Linked DNA regions of Homo sapiens: regions 1, 2 and 4 are each linked to region 3. A link is a loop called in an ENCODE intact Hi-C map of the cell type or tissue named here. Cell type or tissue: CD4-positive, alpha-beta T cell. All regions are shown on one strand.

Evidence for each region. Peaks named below come from ENCODE experiments on the same cell type or tissue, not always from the same donor. Only the 100,000 strongest peaks of a DNase experiment are listed, where the experiment ranks them.
Region 1: it touches region 3 in a loop (10-fold over the local background); 5 of 110 quality-filtered maps call a loop at or near these places.
Region 2: it touches region 3 in a loop (4-fold over the local background); 3 of 110 quality-filtered maps call a loop at or near these places.
Region 4: it touches region 3 in a loop (9-fold over the local background); 42 of 110 quality-filtered maps call a loop at or near these places.

The regions. Positions count from the first base shown.
Region 1 is chr1:226,624,725-226,629,724 of GRCh38, reverse strand. No RefSeq gene overlaps it. Among named protein-coding and RNA genes, the nearest start is that of ITPKB-IT1, 48 kb to the left of the region's middle. RefSeq lists an enhancer at 1,686-1,785. In CD4-positive, alpha-beta T cell, CTCF peaks have their summits at 2,876 and 3,077 (motif pointing left); DNase peaks (open chromatin) are centred at 1,714 and 3,054; H3K4me3 peaks cover 389 bases.
Region 2 is chr1:226,909,916-226,914,915 of GRCh38, reverse strand. LOC107985354 (a long non-coding RNA gene) reads right to left here and starts at 4,254. Exons shown (of 3, transcript XR_001738506.2): 1 at 4,159-4,254; 2 at 1-1,613. In CD4-positive, alpha-beta T cell, a CTCF peak has its summit at 2,104 (motif pointing left); a DNase peak (open chromatin) is centred at 2,125.
Region 3 is chr1:227,539,669-227,544,668 of GRCh38, reverse strand. No RefSeq gene overlaps it. Among named protein-coding and RNA genes, the nearest start is that of ZNF678, 21 kb to the left of the region's middle. RefSeq lists a silencer at 1,809-2,408. In CD4-positive, alpha-beta T cell, CTCF peaks have their summits at 1,746 and 1,951 (motif pointing right); a DNase peak (open chromatin) is centred at 1,898; H3K4me3 peaks cover 854 bases; H3K27ac peaks cover 260 bases.
Region 4 is chr1:227,478,704-227,483,703 of GRCh38, reverse strand. No RefSeq gene overlaps it. Among named protein-coding and RNA genes, the nearest start is that of ZNF678, 82 kb to the left of the region's middle. In CD4-positive, alpha-beta T cell, a CTCF peak has its summit at 1,931; a DNase peak (open chromatin) is centred at 1,983; H3K27me3 peaks cover 508 bases.

The sequences.
Region 1 (5,000 bases), 910 kb after region 3:
ACCACAGGCACCGTACTGGCCATGGCTGGGTGGCTGCAGTCTGGCACATTGTGTAAACTAAGTTTGGATGGGACCTTTTTCCAGCAAACGCCAGCAAGGCAGCGTCCATCCAGCCCCCAGCCCCTGCCGGTCCTCTCTGCCCCTTGTATGTCCTCGACTGAGGGCTTCACCCTTTTATTCGATTGGGCAGGAGGCTGGGGTCACATGGGACTGCCCCCCAATTCTGGTCTGGGTAGGGGAGAGAAGCTGAGAATAAAGGAGCTCCGCAGGGTGCCACGGTAGGTTGACTGTGGAGTGCTCAGCAGTGTTGGTGAGAGGAGACCGTCTCCATACCAGGGCACACCAGAACAATACTCCTCGAACCAGTCTGAGAATTGGCGATGAGGGAAAGACCCTGCGAGAGGCACTGGGAGAGGCCTGCTTCTAAGCAGCTGTGGGCCGGGTCAGCCCTGCGACCTCTCCTCCCCACCTCTGCTAGGGCACCACAATCTCTGGGAGGTCTTCACTGACGTCCAGATGGTCGCTTGTGTTAACATGGTAGTTCTTCACCTTTTGGGTCACATATACCTTAGATAATTTAGAGGAAGCTGTAAATCTCTCCAGAACAACTCATATGCATGTACACAAATGATTCTATGTACAAATTTAGGGACCCACGGACACCCCCCAGCCTCCAAAGTCCATTGGTAAATGCCCAGATGGTGTATGGGCCCAGGCTTGTAATAACCCTGCCCAGTAAGACATCATGGACGAGTGGCCCCTTCGCCTGCTGCCTCTAGTGTGTGACATTTCTGTGCGTCAGAGACCTGCCTGGCCCCTGGCCCCCTCTTTTCCACTCCCTTAACCGCCCAGCTTCTGAACAGGCGTCACCTTAGAAATATGGCCCACCTGATTTCCTAAATAGTCTATTGGAAACAGCCATGCCATTAATTTATGTTTGGTCTGTAACTGCTTTAGTACTATAATAGCAGAGTTGAATTGTGTAGTTGTCACGGAGACCGCGCGGCTGCAAAGCCTAAAATATTTACCATCTGGCCCTATACAGAGAAAGTTTGCCAACTCCTGCCTGAGAATAATGGCAACCAGTAGCAATTAAAGATTGCTTTGTGCCAGGCACCATACCAGGTGATTAAAGCTAAGTAGCTTAATCTTTATAAAAAAGTCTATGATCAGCTTCGTCGACCCCACTTTGTAGGTAAGAAAGCAGAGGCACAGAGAGGGTGAGTAACTCATCTAAGATCACACAGCTGGTAGGCAACAGATGCAGGCTTTGAAACAAGGTTCAAAACCTTTCCCTGACTCTGCGCCCTATTCCTGAGCAGTCCAGGAGGTCTCCACAGCAGCGGGGTTTGCCCCGGCACCAGCACTATTCTGGGACTACTGAGACAGCCGTTGTCAAGCTGAGTCCTGGTTTGGGGACCTGGCCAGGCCCTGTGGAGTATGGACAGCTGAGTTGCAGCAACCCTTGGCTCTAGCCCCCAAGATCAACTGGCAGGACTTGCTCTCCAGCAGGACTGGGGGAGTTGGGGTGGGGTGGGGATATGGTTTGGCTCTGTGTCCCCCCACTCAAATCTCATCTTGAATTGTAATCACCACATGTCGAGGGAGGGACCTGGTGGGAGGTGATTGGATCATAGAGGTGGTTTCCCCCCTGCTGTTCTCATGATATAAGTGAGTTCCCACAAGATCTGATGTTTTAAAAGTGTTTGGCATTTCCCCGCCTCGCTCACTCTCTCCTGCCACCACGTAAGACGTGCCTTGCTTCCTCTTTGCCTTCTGCCATGATTGTAAGTTTCCTGAGACTTCCCCAACCATGCAGAACTGTGAGTCAATGAAACCTTTTTTTTCTTCATAAATTACCCAGTCTTAGGTAGTTCTTTATAGCAGTGTGAAAATGGACTAATGCAGGTGGGGACCCTGGGTCTCTCTAAGGAGGCACTGTTTTTGTTCTGGGCTCTCTGAAACCCTTCAGGGGAGCACAACCTAGGCACCCCCCACACCCCAGTCCTCTCTCCTCACAGCAGACTGACTGTGCAGAACCAAGTTTACTCTTTAGCTCACAGGCTGGCTCCCATGCCCTCCCACAGAAACACGGAATATTATCCTAGTTCCCACAAACACCTCGAAACAGTGGACAAGTCATTTTTCTTGCTGTTTTACTGCAACAGCTGTGGCCCGCTCCTGGCATTTCAAGTGCCATGCATGGGCCTGAGATGACAAATTCAACAAGCAAGTGAGAAAGGGAATGGCAAACCAGGAGTGAGAAGATGGATTTCATGCTTTAGCAAGACATGAGGGCTTGCAGGGTTTTTTTTAAACAAGAAAATAACGAGTTGATGTAATAATGACAACAATAATACAAGAGAGGGTCAAAGTGCCATCAGACACCTGTCTCAGTCTGTTTGGACTGCCATAAAAACACAGCACACACTGCATGGCTTAACTGAAATGTATTTTCTCACAGGTCTGGAGGGTGGAAAGTCCAAGATCAAGGCCAGGCTAGTTCAGTTTCTAAGGAGGGCTCTCTTCCTGGCTTGCAGACAGCCACCTTCTCACTACGTCCTCACACTGCAGAGAGCACACTCCTCTGCTTATAAGGCAACTAGCCCTATTGGGTTAGGGCCTCACCTTTATGACCCATTCAACCCTTACCATCTCCTCACACGCCCTATCTCCAAATACACATGAAGGGTTAGGGCTTCAACATTTGAATTTGGGGTCGATAACGGTGCATCTGTTGCTAACTAACATCCTGGACGGTTTCTAACTTCCAACCTGTACCTTTTCAAACTTGTGAATGAGTAAAGCAGTTTTGGGGGGAAAAAGTGCAATGCTAATTTCTGTGGCTTTCAATGTGGCAACATGTGTTTGGGTTATTTTAAAAATAGCTTCTGCAAATTATGGACAAACAGTATCTTACAGAGCCAGTTTGCTGTCGACAGCAGCCCTGTTTTTATTTCAATGGAAAAAAAAATGCCCAATTTTAGTCATGCTTTCTGAGAACACGTGCTGGAGTGAGATCAAGAGGGCCGCCTACAGAGGCGTCTGAAATAGCCTGGCGCCGCCTGCAGAGGCTGCCCCCTTCTGGACGGTCGGGTGCATTACAAGGTGCCCGAAGAAAAGGAAGACGGGTCAGGAGCTCAGCGACGTCCAATCCTGTACCCCCAGGAATGCCCTGGAGAAGAGAAAGCTCCCTTTCTTTCATGGCTTCTCCCAGCCTGGCTACATCTTTGCCCTGGCAGAAAGGCAGTGACCATGGCAATGATGAAGGAATCGCCAAAACCAAAGGTTAGGGAGGGCTTCCTGTGTGCTGGGCAGGGTGGTGCACACTGTACACCGGTTACTTTATTTCATCTGTACACTACTAGCACCCCCAGTTGAGGGGGGTGCTATTAGTGTTATCATAAATACATGTATAAATTAGGAAACATGCTCAGAGAGATTGAATAATTTGACCAAGTTTGCACAGCTAGTGAATGCCAGAGCCAGGATTAGAACCCAGATATAGGGCATGGCGTGGCAGTGGTCGGGTTCGCAGGCACATGGCATGCAGTGTGAAGAGGGCCGTGGTGGGGCAAACATGGGGCTCCACGGAGTACAGAGGAGGCCTGACCCAGGAGAGGGACAAGAAGGTCACTGAAGGGAGGCTTTGCAGAGGACGTGGCACCAGGAGATTGGAGGATGGAGCAGAACATGAAGGTCACAGAGGCACCTCCAGAGCATGCTTCATCTGGAGTCACTCCAGGCAGTGGGAGCAGAGGACCCTTGTGGAGCTGGTGAAGGGGTCAGGGCTGGATCACGACCTGGGGAGCCAGGGTGAGGCGCATGGACTTTCCTGCAGTGACAAGCAGGTGTCCTTGGAGGCTGTCAAGGTGGGGCATGATGAGATCACATTTGCATGTGATGGGGTCACTCTGGCTGCCTGTGGCTTAAAGAAGGGAAGACAATGCGAGGAGATTCATTAGGAGGAGGTCAGGTGAAGCAGAGGAGAGATGATGGGGTCCTGAAGTGAGGTCAAGGCCATGAGCAGGAGAGATGACGATGAGGTTGCATGGATGCCCTTCCACTGTGGCTGTAACATCGTGGGCCTGGGTGTCCCGAGAATGACTGGCTGGTAGGCCAGAAGCATGGGGATGGCCCACCCTGAGCTGGGAGCATGGGAGGACAGGCAGGACTGGAGGGCAGGGGAGCAGGGAATGAGTTTAGTTGAGACACATCTAGTTACAGGTGGCTGTGGGACATCCACATCTGAGGCCAACTGGACACGTGGGCCTGGAGTTCAGGAACCAGACCTGGGCAGGAGTCATGGGGATAGCATCAGAGGATTGCTGGGGCGCAGCAGGCAGGCAGACACACACTGCCGCACTCAGTGAGAAATGCAGAATTGAGAAGTGGATGTGCCAGTGAGTCCTGAAGTTTCAGAATTAAAAGAAAAACATCAGATTATTAACAGAGATTGGTTTGAGTGATGGGATAATGAGTGGTTTCTCTTTTTTTTTTTTTTTTTTTGAGAGTTTTGTTCTTATTGCCCAGGCTGGAGAACAGTGGCGCGATTTTGGCTAACTGCAACCTCCGCCTCCCAGGTCCAAGCGATTCTCCTGCCTCAGCCTCCCAAGTAGCTAGGATTATAGGCATCCACCACCACACCTGGCTAATTTTTTGTATTTTTATTAGAGATGGGGTTTCATCATGTTAGTCAGGCTGGTCTTGAACTCCTGACCTCCTGTGATCCACCCGCCTTGGCCTCCCAAAGGTTTTTCTTTTCTACCTTACAGTTTTTTGCTTACTTAAAAATTTCCCAACAAGCATAATTGGCTTTCATAATCAGAAGTATGTACATGCGTAAGGATTTTGTTCTAGTCACTGTTTTGTGACTAAATCATCCGGAATCCTCCTGACAGAGATGGGCTCCCCTTCCGTGTCCCCGAGCCCTTCTTTTTTGGCACTTATTCCACACTGTGAATTGTCATCATCCTGGCATCCCCAGCTGCAGCCCGGGG
Region 2 (5,000 bases), 630 kb after region 3:
TTTTTTGTTGGTGGTGGTGGTGTTTGTAGAGACAGGGTCTCACTCTGTTGCCCAGGCTGGTCTCGAACTCCTGGGCTCAAGCGATCCTCCCACCTCAGCCTCCTGACCTTGTCTTTTTCCCCCTCTTAAAAAAATTTAGTTCTTATGGGTTTTGATAATGTGTCACTTCCTAAAAATGAAAATATCATACTATAAGAAAGCAGACAGAATTGTGTTGAGTTTTTTAGTCCAAATGAAATGCTGAAGTACTTGAGCAAGTCAAGAGAAAAGGGAACAGAATAAATACAATTCGAGAAACAATGACAAATAAAGGATATTTAGAATTGAAACTAAATAATACATTTCACCATATATTTATGTGCACCCTGGAGAAACAGTGTGATTGGAACTGGAATTGGATTTCAGCTCAATACAAGGAAGGACTGTCCAACAGTCAGGGGTAATGCAGTGGGCTGCGGAAACCATACAGGGAGGTGGCAAGGCTGAATTCCAGAGCCAGGCCAACCTGAGTTTGCATGCTGACGATTTCTTGGTATGTGACCTTGGCCAAGTTACTTAGTCTTCTAAGCCTATTTTTTCATCCGTAAAAGATGATAGCACTACTTCTTAGTGTTGTTATGAATAAAGTGAGATAATACATGCCTTGTGCATATCACAGTGCCTGGCATAGAGCAAACCCTCCATAAATGTTATCCAGTATTTGTTATGATTCTTAATGATGGTTAATGACTGAGCTCTGTCTACCAGCAACCTGGAAGTTAAAAAGTGATGTGTGAAGAGGGTTCTACAGTCAAATCCATTTGATAAAGGTTGGAGTAATCAAAGTTCAACAGGTTTCTTTACTCTGTGGCTTCTCTGAGGCTTTAATATACAACCCATCATATTTGGCCACAGAACCCTTTTTCATGGAGCATCTTGAGGGAAGTGAGTGTTTTGAACACACTTTGGAAAACATTGAATTACAGGACTTCTGAAATTCTTTCTGACTCTAACTTTGAAAAAGCTGTGAATTTCAAATGCAGTGATGTTTATAACTGGTGTTTATTGAGCACTTACTATGAGCCAGGTACTGAATTAAGCACTTTAGAAACCTAATGTCATATTATTCTCTCAGCAACCCTGTAATATTATGTCTGCTTTCTACAGTTGAGAAAATTGAGACTCAGAGAGGTTAAGCAGCTTGCCCGAGGTTACACAGCTAACACATGGTGGAACCAGGAGTGTTACCTTGGCTATCCTTTCAAAGCCCTGCTCCTCTTAACCAGTAGGCCACACTTTATCAGAGACTGCTGATTTTTTATGTATCATTGTGTTGACTCAACACAATGATGAATATTTGCAGGGGTAAAAACCAAAGTGAAGTTGGCATTACAGTAAGGGGGAGAGAGCACAGACCAGGAGCCGGGAGGGTCGGATTTGAACCCTTGTGTTGTGACTTCAGAGCTTATGCCCTTTCCACTGACCAGCATTTGAGCCAGCTCCTTCATGCCAGGTTGCTTTAAGATTGTTGGGAGAAGTCGTAGGAGCCGCTGGCTAACAGGATGTAGAGAGTATGTCTATGTTAAATGACTGCAGGGCTTTGCTTTCATTGCTAGAGATGTCCATGACTTGTTCTGATAAAAAATAAAAAATAAATGAGGCCTTAGTTTTGGGAAAAACTTCACATATGCCCTTTACTTCCACCTTAATCCAAGACTAGAGAAAAGGTGCCTCCTCTCCCCTTCTCACTTTACTGCATGAGAACCACGTGCTCCCGAACAGTAAGTGTTCTAGGGTGCTCACCTCTCCCTGCAGGCAATGGCAAGAAGGCCTAACCCTTCCAGGTTAAAGTTCAGGATCTAGAAGATGGAGTTCTATGCTCAGCTCTGCACAACACAGAGATAATGTTCATTCACCAAACATGTCAACCCTATGATGTGCTCAGGCTCTGGCTGGGGCCTCTCTCCTGGCCCCTGGGAGGGAGAGAACAGGAGGCCTGAGCCTCCCACAGAACAAGGACCTGGTTTATCGTCTTTGCTTCTCCAGTACCACCAGCCAGGGACTCGGTAGGAACTGGATGCTGAAGGCTGACCTGGTGAACACCTGTGCTTGAGGCCCCCGCAAGGGCTCAGGGCGGAATCGGCTGCCCTCATGTGGCCACCCTGGAGTGGAGCTAACAGGAGAAATTCAAGGCAAATGGAGGAGTCCCTGGAGACGCGAAAGGGACGTGGCTGAAGGACAGCAGAAGTGTAAAGCCACCAGAAGAAAGCCGCAGCCTTCCGGAGGGACAGTGGTCCTCAAACGTTTTGGTCTCAGGACCCCTTTAAACTTGTAAAACTTACTGAGGACTGCAAAGACCTTTTGTTATGTGGGTTAGCTCTATCCTGTTGAGAAATTACAACTGAGAATTTTATTTATGTATCAACTTTTTAAAAAATAACAAAAATAAACATTTCATTTTAACATAAATAAGTTTTTTGAAAATAGCTATATTTTTACAAACCAAAAACCTTTCATGAAGACTGGCATTTGTTTACATTTTTGCAATTCTCTTTACTAGAATAAAAAGAATATCTTAATAGAAGAGAGCTGGATTCGGCCAGGCACAGTGGCTCACGCCTGTAATCCCAGCACTTTGGGAGGCCCAGGTGGGTGGATCACCTGAGGTCAGAAGTTCAAGACCAGCCTGGCCAACATGGCAAAACCCCGTCTCTATTAAAAACACAAAAATTAGCCAGGCATGGTGGCGGGCACCTGTAATCCTAGCTACTTGGGAGGCTGAGGCAGAGAGAATTGCTGAAAACCCAGGAGGTGAGGTCGGGCACGGTGGCTCACATCGGTAATCCCACCACTTTGGGAGGCCAAGGCTGGCAGATCACCTGAAGTCAGGAGTTCAAGACCAGCCTGACCAACATGGTGAAACCCCATCTCTACTAAAACTACACAATTAGCCAGGTGTGGTGGCGCGTGCCTGTAATTCCAGCTACTCTGGTGGCTGAGGCAGGAGAATTGCTTGAACCCAGGAGGCAGAAGTTGCAGTGAGCTGAGATCGCACCACTGCACTCCAGCCTGGGCAATAGAGCAAAACTCTGTCTCCACAAAAAAAAAAAAAAGAAGAAGAAGAAGAAGACAGCTGGATTCTCCGACCTGCTTTTGGAGTCAATCCCTTGTGATATCACATATCGTATCATGCAGCTTCTGGACAACTCCTGTGTACACTTGTAATAGAAGGAGAATGGTAAGGTAATGTAGTTTTATTACAAAATAGTTTTGACTTCATGGGCCCCCAGGACCACACTTTGAGAAGCACGGCTGTAGAGTTTAAGCTAAGAACTAACTCTGGCTCAGGGTCCTCCTCCAGCAGCTCATCTGATCCTTGGGCAGTGACGAGCCCAAGGCAGACGGCCCCAGGCAGGGAGGCTGCGCCAGACCACCAAGAGGTCGATGCCCACCTGCAACCTGGTGAAGGAACACTGTATTCCTGCCCTCCCACCCACCCTCACTATGTTCAAGCTGAGTGGCACTGCCAGTGGCCTTTGCTCCAGACTTCCCAGCAGAAATGGTAAAGCCCTCCAACTTTTTCTTTTTTTTTCTTTTTTTGAGACGGAGTCTCCATCTGTTACCCAGGCTGGAGTGCAGTGGCATGATCTCAGCTCACTGCAACCTCTGCCTCCCGGGTTCAAGCAATTCTCCAGCCTCAGCCTCCTGAGTAGCTGGGATTACAGGTGCACACCACCACACCTGGCTAATTTTTGTATTTTTAGTACAGACGGCATTTCACCATGTTGGCCAGGCTGGTCTCGAACTCCTGACCTCAGATGATCCACCTACCTTGGCCTCCTAAAGTGCTGGCCATGAGCCACCGCTTCTGGCCCAAGTTTTTCCTTTTATTTAATACATTTAATACAGCTGCACTTTGGACACGAGGCAGAAAAATTAGGTAAGAATACTGGCTGAGCCAGGGTTTCCTTGCCAGGGACAAGATGTTTAAAACTCTTTCCAGGCTGGGGGAGGCAGAAGTGCAAGAGGAGATCAACAGAATGAAGTGCTGGCAATGGGTCTCTGGGAAGAGTCCGGGGGTCTGTAGTCTCCCTCTAAGGGGGTGGTAGAATCCAAGATAATAGAAGGGATGTGCCCCCTCCTGCCTGGGACCCTGACTGTCAGGGGTCCTTGACCTACCATGACACAGGTGCTCAAGAGCGAAGATGGCCAGGCATGGTGGCACATGCCTGTAATCCCAGCTACTCGAGAGGCTGAGACTGGAGAATTGCTGGAACTCAGGAGGTGGAAGTTGCAGTGAACCAAGATTGCACCACACATTTCTCCAAAGAAGATATATACGAATGGTCTAAAAGCATATGAAAAGATGCTCAACTTAAACCTCATGAAACCACAATGAGATACCACCTCACACCTATTAGGATTGCCACTATCAAAAAAAACCAGAAAATAACAAATGTTGGCAAGGATGTGGGGAAATTGGAATCCTTGTACACTGTTGGGGGGAAGGTAAGATGACGTAGCCACTGTAAAGAAACAGCATGGTGGTTTCTCAAAAAATTAAATCTTATGACCCAGAAATCTCATACATCTAAATTGAAAGCAGGATCTCAAAGATATTAGCTCACCCATGTTTAGAACAGCATTATCCACAATAGCCAAGAGGTACAAGCAACCCAAATGTCCACTGATGGAGGATTAGATGAACAAAATATGGTATAAACATACAATGGAATATTGTTCCGCCTTAAAAACGAAGGAAGTCCTGTCACATGCTACAACATGCGTGAAGCTTGAGGACATTATGCATTATGCTAAGTGAAATAGGGCCAGTCACAAAAAGACAAATACTGTATGATTCCACTTACATGAGGTATCTAGAGTAGTCAAACTAATAGAAAGAGAAAATAGAATTGTGGTTGCCAGGGGCTTGTGGGGGTTGCAGGGGAGAATGGGAAGTTGTTCAATGGGTGTAGGATTTCATATTACAAGATGAAAAAGTTCTGGAGATCTGTTTCACA
Region 3 (5,000 bases):
CCAAGATCCTGCCAGCCAGAAGGACCCATGCTCACCTCCTAAAGCATCCACATGTACCTGCATCCCATAGGGACCCACAGCTCAGGGACAGCCCCTGTGGACCCCCATGGTCAGGGGGTCTCCTGACCTAACCCCCAGCTCTCCAGTCCTAGCCATCATGTCTTTTGGGGACCACCAAACACTGGCCGCCGATGGCCCCCAAGAAGGCAGAGAATGGGCTGGTCATGGCAGCCTCAGGCCTGGGCCCTGACCCCAGGGAAACAGCTGGTTAGTTCTGATTTGGACTGAGCATTAACAACAGGTCAAGCCATGTGCACAAGTATTCTCCTCTATCCGGTCCAGCAGTAGGCTGGGGGACCCAGTGCAGCCCCGGGACCAGCCGTGCACAGTGGTTCCAGCAGTGTGGGGTGGGGATCAGGGAAAGGCCCCGCACTCAGCCAAAAGTTGACCCCTGACCTGTTCACCCACCCTGCACAGGGACCCCAGACTTCAGGCAGAGGCAGGCAGTGGAGTTGCCATCTCCTGGGATCCCATCCAGGGTCCACAGAGGCCTGAGAAATCCTGGCAGGGGCTGAGCTGGGGGAGTCAGGCAGGGGCGGGGGGGGGGAAGGCAAGTAAAGGGCAGCATGCAACTGGGCATGACTGGCACTAAGACTTCAGGGTCTAGCTGGCCCTGAAAAGGTGACAACAGGACAGAGTCCAGACGAGCCCCTCCACACCCCAACCAGCTGCCAGGCACACATGGTGCCCCTCACTTCCCCAGAGGCCCCAGGAAGGGCTCTTTCTTAATCAACACAATGGGGGCCCCACCCACACCCACACATGCAGTGGTGTCCACACATATCAGAGAATGAAATTCCTGCTGTGCCGATATGGGGGACGAATTTCCCTGCCCCCACATTCCCCAGCTTCATCCCCACATGGCGCTGAGCTTGGGGTGCCCAAGCCAACAGCCCATTGATGCAGCAACCCGAGGGATGCTGTGTCTTGAAGGGACCTGTGAGGCCTAGGGGGCATTTCACAATCAGAGCATTTCCCTGACTTTGTCATTCACCGGCCCTCTGCCTCAGTTTCCTCCACTATGACACAAGGAAGAAATCCTGCCCCACAGACCTGGGGTCTCAGCGAGGCCACCACACCAGGTTAAATGGCTGGAGTGTACAAAAGCCGGGATGAGAGTCCCTGCCCGGGGTATCTCGCCCTGGGACTGAGATCCACCAGTCCATGGCCAGGCCAGCCTGTCAGGGAGGGCTCCCAGTTCCAAGTCCCTGCAGTTGAGGCCCCCAGCGCATTGGGAGGCACAGGGTCGGGTGGAGTGGAACAACGCCCCATCATAAGAGCCCTGGGCAGACCTTAGAGAACAAGCATTAAACTGAGACTCGAATCTGAAGCCAGCTCCGCCAAAAGACTTGGCTTTGGGGTGATATGAGAGCCGGGGTCAGGGAACAAAGCGTTCTGGTTTTAGGCCCACAGGAAGATCTGTGAAGCGCTCTTGGGTAGAGCACACGTTGCCGGGTATGTGCTTGAAAAGAGCCTAAGAAGAGGGGGCGCCAGGAAGGAACCCCGACGCCTAGGGAGAGTCCAGCCTTCCCGCTTCAGCACCTGGCCACATTCCGCAGTTACCCAAGCCAGAAAAAAAAAAAAAAATCCAGAGGCCAGGGAGGCTAATGGGGCTTTACTGGGACTATTTGGCCTAATCCTCCAAACAACCCTGCCATAGCAGCCCATCAGTCCTCTGCGACAGGTGAGGAACCTGAGGTCCCAGGAGGACACCCAGAAAGTCTAGGCGGAGCCCCGCAGGCCTCCACACTTCCCCGCGTGGCAGCTCCAACCCCAGCTTTTTAACTAGTAAGTCACTCGAGCAGCTGGGCCACTTCCGCTCCCCCCGCGGGGAGGCAGCTTCGCGCTGCCGCCTGGCTGGGGACAGGGACGCCACCTCCCGCTGGCTGCCACCAGGGGGCGCGCCCGCAGGGTCCCGGTGCCGGGCGGCGCATGTGCAGCGGCCAGCGCACCGGCTCCTGCCCTCGCCGCGGCCTCTGCCAGGACCCCGACACCCCGCCCGACCCTACCCTCAAGCGGGGCTGCGGCCTCACCGTCTGCAACAGCCGCTCCGTCCGGCATTTGGCGTGCTCCCCGGGGCAGAGGCCGCGGTGTCCTCAGGCTGTGGCACCAGCCTGCGACCCCCACGCCCGGCTCCGGCCCAGGAGGAGGAGGGCGCTGCTCCCCGGGTAGGGCGACCGGTCACCTGGGCCGGGAGGGCGGCGCAGGGGCGGAAGCGGCTGTCCGGGCTGCTGCTTTGGACTTCTCCGCCCTCTGGCCGGCCCGGCCGCGTCGCCCAGGGCTCCAGGGCCGCCTGGCGCCACCCTCTCCCAGCGCCGCGGTCCCTCCGGTACCTCCCTGGCGGCTGCGGAGCCCTCCTGGGACAGGGTCCATAAACTCTCTAGAGCGGGAAGTCGCGCAGTCGCGGGGCCGTCACGGGGACCGCTCGAGATCCGAGCCCACTGGGTGCCCCGGACCCTTCTCTCGCCGGCCCGGCCCCGCGCCCAGACCTAGCGGCCGCTGGCGCCTGGCCCGCTGCGTGGGTCTTCGGTGAGCTAGCTGCCCACCCAGTGCTGCGGCCTCGGCTCCCGCATGCGCGCTCTGGTGGTTCCTTGCTAGGGGCGACCCTGTGGGCCAGCTTCCCACGCCCGGTCCCCAGGCCGCGCCCAACCCGGCTCCCTGGGCTAGGGTACTGGCTCCTCCTGGGGGCCGTGGGACTGGGAGGCAGGGGCGTTAAGGGAGACGGTGGGACCGAGGGCAGCCCCTGCTGAGTGCACCGCGAGGTCGAGCGCAGGCCTCTGTTGCACAGTGCGCGGCTTTTGCTGGGACTGTGCTGGGGCTCAGAGGGTGGTATCAGTGCCAGAGGCGATGTCAGGGAGGCTTCACCAAGAAGAAGCCGCGGAGCTGACCCCTGGGGTGTGAGCAGGTCTTCTTCAGGTGGAAGAGGGCAGGACCGAATTGCAGGTGGAGTCAACTGTGTTTTCGCACACCTGGGGGGTGAAGGGGACGCAGTCTGTCTACCTGACCCGTGAAATGTAGGAGACTGTACCCCAGAAGCAGCGGGTTTACTGCTGCATTGATTAACCAAGTCTGGAACAAACATGTAGCTAAGCTGCGAGTTCTGTGCCAGTGGTCCCAACACCCACTCCCCCAGGAAAACACAGCTTTGGAGGTTGGGTGCTTGTCAGGCCTCAGAATGGAGAGCAGGGGCCAGAGACACCAAGCAGGGGGAACCCACCCTAGGCCTCTTGAGGGACGACGATGTGGGGAGCTGGTGGCAGAGCCTGAGCTGGCCCGAGGTTGCATGGTGGGGACAGATTCGAGGCATAGTAGGGACTGGTGACCTCAGTTCCCAGAATGTCCCAGCCTGGCCTCCTGGTCCAGCTAGCAAGTAGTGGGTGCTGCCCTGCAAAGACTCTGGGGGTGCCTGGGCCCCCCCTCACCAAACTTGACTGGTGACTTCTGTGTTCATCCTCACAAGAAGAGGGATTTTCTCTCACTTTCAGGCAAGCCCAGGAAAGTCAGGGGCCTATGTGAGCCAAAGAGGAGAGAAGGCGATGCTTTAGCCCATTGTTTCTGCCCCGCCTGGTTTGTGGCCTTGGGGACTTGATTTGCACCACAGGATAAAGGGCAATGAAAGCCCCTCCCTGACTGGCTTCTCACTCCACTCTGACCAGCCCATTGCACAGCGCCCACCCTGCAGCTCCAGGTACAGCCTGTGCACCTGCAGCTCCAGGTACAGAGGCTGGGCTGGTTCTGGGCTGACCTCAGGGCCTTCTGATGGTTGCAACCCTCAGGATGCCTCATGCTCACCCCTTGGCACCCACCTGACAGCTCAGCATGTCTGCTATATGCCATCCTCAATGCCTGCTCTAGACAAGCCCAAGTCCCCCAGGAGTGGCAGAGGGAACTGAGCTGGGAACTAAGTCCCAGCTCACTGAACCCCAAGTGGGCCTCCCACTTTAGGTCACAGCCCCAGGCAAGTTCCCTTCAGGGATGTGATCCCAGGGGCCACAGCAGCACGTTCTGGCCTAACCTATTCACTACTCAATTAGTTACTGAACAGGCCAGGATGGGCATGGGCCCTGACATTAATCCCCTTTCTCTGTGAGGGGGCTGGATTGGGTTTGCCATCCTGATGTCTTTGTGGAAAGAGCTGGCAGGTGGAGCAAGTCTCAGGGGCCAGCCATAGGACAGGGAACCTAGGATTCGCCTCTGCTGGAACCCTGTGAGGCCCCTGCAGGCAGGAGGGTCCAATGGAGGTCCAGGCACCTCTCCCAGCTTGGTGTTCACAGCTCCTCCCTGGCCCACTCCCTCTACACTTGCACCTGCTGGTCTCTGGGAGGAGAGCATCCATCCATCTTCTGCATGTAGCTTTCTGCTGCATTTCCATGAGGATGGTCTCCTTGATAGAATGCCCAGCAGGGTGTCCTGAGCCTGTGCTGGCTGTTCTCTAAGTGCCAAGTCAGTGAGAGGGACTTGAAAACTCAAGACTTATTAACATTATTTTCTGGTAAAGTGCAGAAAAATAAAAAAAATAAAAATAAAAACCCTGCTTTCAGGGTTTTTTCCTTAAAATGTGTAAAAACAAATATTGAAATTTCTATCTTTTATATAATTTGGATTCTGTCATCACATGGACCTTTCATTTTCCTGAAATTTATTTTTATATATGTATATCAAACATTGAATTTTTATTTTCTTCTTTACTGAAATTGTTAACCGTTTTAGAGGCCAATTTTTTTTAAAAAAAAATCATACTTCACAAACATTAATAAAATGTAGGAATTTATTTATAATGTTATTATACTTTTTTCTTTCTTTTTTTTTTTTTTTTTTGAGACAGTCTCGCTCTGTCACCCAGGCTGGAGTGCACTGGCCCAATCTTGGCTCACTGCAACCACTGCCTCCCAGGTTCAAGCAATTCTTCTGCCTCAGCCTCCCAAGTAGCTGGGATTACA
Region 4 (5,000 bases), 61 kb after region 3:
TATCATCTGCAAACAGATACTTTTACCTTTTCTTTTTAGTTGGAATTTTTTATTCTTTTTCTTGCCTTATTGCTCTAACTAGAATCTTCCATACTATGTTAAATAGAAGTGGTAAAAGCAGGCATCCTTGTTTTTGCTCTTAGGATAAAAGCTTTCACCATTATGTTAACCGTGTGTTTTTTTTTTTTAATGTATAACATGTTAAGGTCTTTCCTTTCTGTTTATAGTTTCTTGAGTATTTTTTATGAAAGTGGGTTAAATTTTGATAAATACTTTTTTCTGCTTTGGTTAAAATAATCACATTTTTCTTTACGTTTTTTTCTTTTCTTCTTTACGTTAATGTGATATTACATTGATTTTTATGTGTTGGAGCATACTTTTACTTCAGGAGTCAATTATACTCATTCATGTTGTATAATCCTTTTAATGTACTGCTAAATTTAAATTGCTAGTATTTTGTTGAGGATTTTCGCATCAGCATTTGTAAGTGATGTTTGTCTGTAGTTTTCTCGTGTTTGGTGTCTGGGTAATACTGGCCTCATAGAATGAGTTAGAAAATGTTACCTCCTCTTCAAATTTTTGAAAGAGTTTGAGAAAAACTGGTATTAATTCTGCTTTAAATGTTGGGTAGAATTCAACAGTGAAGCCATCTGGTCTAGGGCTTTTCTTTGTTGCTGGGTTTTTGGTTACTGATGCAATGTTCATACTGAATCTCCTTGATGAATAGGTTTATTAAGCTATTCTATTCCTGATTCTGTCTTAGTAGGTTTTTTGTTTCTAAAAATTTGTTCATTTTATTTAGGTTATTCAATTTTTTTGGTGTACAGTTGCTTATGGTACTCTCTTATATCCTTTTTCACTCTGTAAGTTTGGTATAACTCATTGAAGTTATAACTTCTCCAGTAGCCAATTATTTCAAAGGCCAGACATGTACTCCTTAAAAAATGACTAAAACTGACAGCTTGTAGAAAGCCATAAAAATCTTTATTGTACTGTGTTGTTCTGGTAATACACTTGTAAGATGCTTGCCAAAAATAAATACTGGAAAATACTTTTCAATTTCTCAAGCAGATTACTGCAACAGTAACACATCAAGACTTATTCATTAATAATGAAAAAATATGAATTGTTATACTGAATCTGGATAGAAAAACTAGGTAGTTTTATACCTATCTTCATTATCTGTACAATGTTACCTTTCAAAATATTTTTAAAGTGTTAACTTTATGGGAAAAAATGAGGTATTTGAAAACGGTTAGAAAGTTTAACAAAACCTTATAAACTCACATGTCTTTTACTGGGATATCCTTGAAGATCTGACAGTTTTCCACTTTGTACAGCTTGATCATGCATAATCTTGGAGGCAAAAAGAATGACTCCCAAGGAAATCCTTTTCCAGTTAGATGGACAAATGTCAATTTCAGCATAAGTCAAGATCCTTTCCAGGTAAATTTGCAAAGAGAGCACTGATGTTTTATTTTAGTTCAATTTAGCTGCTGTGATAAGAATGCATGAATGATAGATTACTTCTGTTTTTGGCCAGAAAATAAATGCCTTTTATTTTTATATTCTTCAGATTTTGCTTAGTCAGCCAAAGCAAGAGATCAAATCACAGTTGTAAGTCAGATGTCTCTGCCATCTACTCTGTCCTTAGAAATTTCCAGTCCAATTTTGATCACAGGAATGACTGGACATCTCAGCCAAGGGTATCATGAAGACAGAAGGAGTCATTACCTTCACACCCATAAAAGGCAGCACATGCATAGGCCCAGTGTGCATTAAAGTTGTTAAATGAATACTTCAGTGCCCACCTTGTGCAATGTGTTGCTATATCTAGTTTGCAGGTAGATAGGAATTTCACAGGTATGTCATGCTTGATTGTATAAAACCCAGGGGATACTGAGTACATTGCTATCTTCTCCTTTTCACAATAACTAATCCTTCTGTGGCGCTAGCTTGAACAGCTAGCCAAGAGAGCCTCCCAGTGGCTGCTGTGCAGAACAGCATGACACGTTCAGGTCTTTGGGGCCATAAGATGTTTCCATATTCAGTGCCTTGATAAGGAACACCCGCGTAGAGAAGGGCCCTTCTCACAGCCCCTAGTTTTCCTATCCCCACAATCACTTCATGAAAATTTATTTTCTGATTTGTTTTGTTTTGTCTTTAGAAGGAGTCTAGCTCTGTCTCCAGGCTGGAGTGCAGTGGTGCGATCTCAGCTCACTGCAACCTCTGCCTCCCAGGTTCAAGAGGTTCTCCTGCCTCAGCCTCCCGAGTAGCTGGGATTACAGGCATGTGCCACCATGCCCAGCTAATTTTTGTATTTTTAGCAGAGACATGGTTTCATCTTGTTGGCCAGGATGGCCTTGATCTCCTCACCTCGTGATCCACCCACCTCAGCCTCCCAAAGTGCTGGGATTACAGGCGTGAGCCACTGCACCCAGCTTATTTTCTGTCTTACATCATCTGCAACATTGTCAATTCTGTTGGCTTAAAGGCAGTAACAGCTGTCAGTCTCTGATCCTTGGGATTCCCTAAACTTGCCAAGCAGTTTGTGAGAAAATCTCATGAAGTATTTTACATCTATCAAACATCTACCTGCAAAGAATTTGGTAAAGTGAACAGTTGAGTAAAGGTTATGGAGGTAAGCCGTGAGGTGTTGTTACCTCAAAGGGTGCTCTGCAGAAGCATATGGTCTATATATCATTTGAACTATGTATCAAGACAAAAGGAAAACAGTTCATTTTATGAGAGCTTATTGTCTGAAGGTTATCAGATTGGCAGCTCAGATCTGACAACGTTCTCCAAACCCAACTGTGTTTTCAAAACAGTTCATTTTAAGAGTTTGTTTAGTATCTGAAAGTTAGGTTGGCAACTCAGATCCGGCAGTGTTCCCCAAACTCAACAGTGTTTTCAAAAACAAAATGGCTCTTGAACACAATGTATTCTTAGATTCTTCTCCCTTGCACCCAAACTCCACACTCTCAAGTATCCTAAGAATGAACCTCCTGCCCCAGGTTAATGTTCTATAGATATTAGAGAGCATTGAAACAGCACTGGCAAGCCCTCAACTGCCTGTTGCCTTTACTGCTAAGCTGGTAACCTGTGGACACTCATTGATACCACTTGCCTTCCTGGGTCAATGAGAGAGAGTTCCTTTTTCCCACTATGCCAACTCTCTTATCAGTGTGGTTGATCCTGTCCCACTTCCGCAGAACACTGTTCCCGCAATCACCTCTTTTTGAAGACTTTCCCTCTGCCCGAAATCTTCCCCAATATGACTGTGTTTCCTTTATTCTCATCCCACTCTCCAAAACTCCCCCAGAGATGTCCTCATTTGCTCACAGCATCATGCCCTGGTGCCCGCTTCTCACCTCCCATCTCTCCTTAACCAAACCCACCTGGCCCCTGCCACCATCACTTTCCAGAGACTCCTCATGCCAAGGTGCCCAACCTTCACATCTGCAAACCAGAGCTCTTCATCCCAATGCTCCACTCCCCAAGCCTTCCCTAATCTTGTACAGGGCATTTTTATTTTCCCCACTTGTGAGGCCAGATACATACATTTGAATTGGCTTGTTCCAATCTGTGTGCAACTCCTGCTATGTCTACTTTCACTGGTAGGCTGCATATTTTTGATTCTGTGCTGCCATTTTTCACTGCTCACCTGTATCATCCTAGTTGCTTCTTTTTATTATTATACTTTAAGTTCTGGGATACATGTGCAGAACGTGCAGGTTTGTTACATAGGTATACACGTGCCATGGTGGTTTGCTGCACCCGTCAACTTGTCATCTACATCAGGTATTTATCCTAATGCTATCCCTCCCCTAGCCCCCCACCCCATGACAGGCCCTGATGTGTGATGTTCCCCTCCCTGTGTCCATGTGATCTCATTGTTCAACTCCCACTTATGAGTGAGAACATGCGGTGTTTGGTTTTCTGTTCCTGTGTTAGTTTGCTGAGAATGATGGTTTCCACCTTCATCCATGTCCCTGCAAAGGATATGAAATCATCCCTTTTTATGGCTGCATAGTATTCCATGGTGTATATGTGCCACATTATCTTTATCCAGTCTATCATTGATGGGCATTTGGGTTGGTTCCAAGTCTTTGCTATTGTGAACAGTGCTGCAACAAACATGTGTGCATGTATCTTTATAGAATGATTTATAATCCTTTGGGTATATACCCAGTAATGGGATTTCTGGGTTCAAATGGTATTTCTGGTTCTGGATCCTTGAGGAATTGCCACACGGTCTTCCACAATGGTTGAACTAATTTGCACTCCCACCAACAGTGTAAAAGTGTTCCTATTTCTCCACATCCTCTCCAGCATCTGTTGTTTCCTGACCTTTTAACGATCACCATTCTAACTGCTATAAGATGGTATCTCATTGTGGTTTTGATTTGCATTTCTCTGATGGCCAGTGATGATGAGATTTTTTTTCATGTGTCTGTTGGCTGCATAAATGTCTTCTTTTGAGAAGTGTCCATATCCTTTGCCCACTTTTTGATGGGGATTTTTTCTTGTAAATTTGTTTAAGTTTTTGTAGATTCTGGATGTTAGCCCTTTGTCAGATGGATAGATTGCAAAAATTTTCTCCCATTCTGTAGGTTGCCTGTTCTCTCTGATGATAGTTTCTTTTGCTGTGCAGAAGCTCTTTAGTTTAATCAGATCCCATTTGTCAATTTTGGCTTTTTTTTGCCATTGCTTTTGGTGTTTTATCATGAAGTCTTTGCCCATGCCTATGCTGAATGGTATTGCCCAGGTTTTCTTCTAGGGTTTTTATGGTTTTAGGTCTTATGTTTAGGTCTTTAATCCACCTTGAGTTAAGTTTTGTATAAGGTGTAAGAAAGGGATCCAGTTTCAGTTTTCTGCATATGGCTAGCCAGTTTTCCCAACACCATTTATTAAATAGGGAATCTTTTCCCCATTGCTGGTTTTTGTCAGGTTTGTCAAAGATCAGATGATTGTAGATGTGTGGCATTATTTCTGAGGTC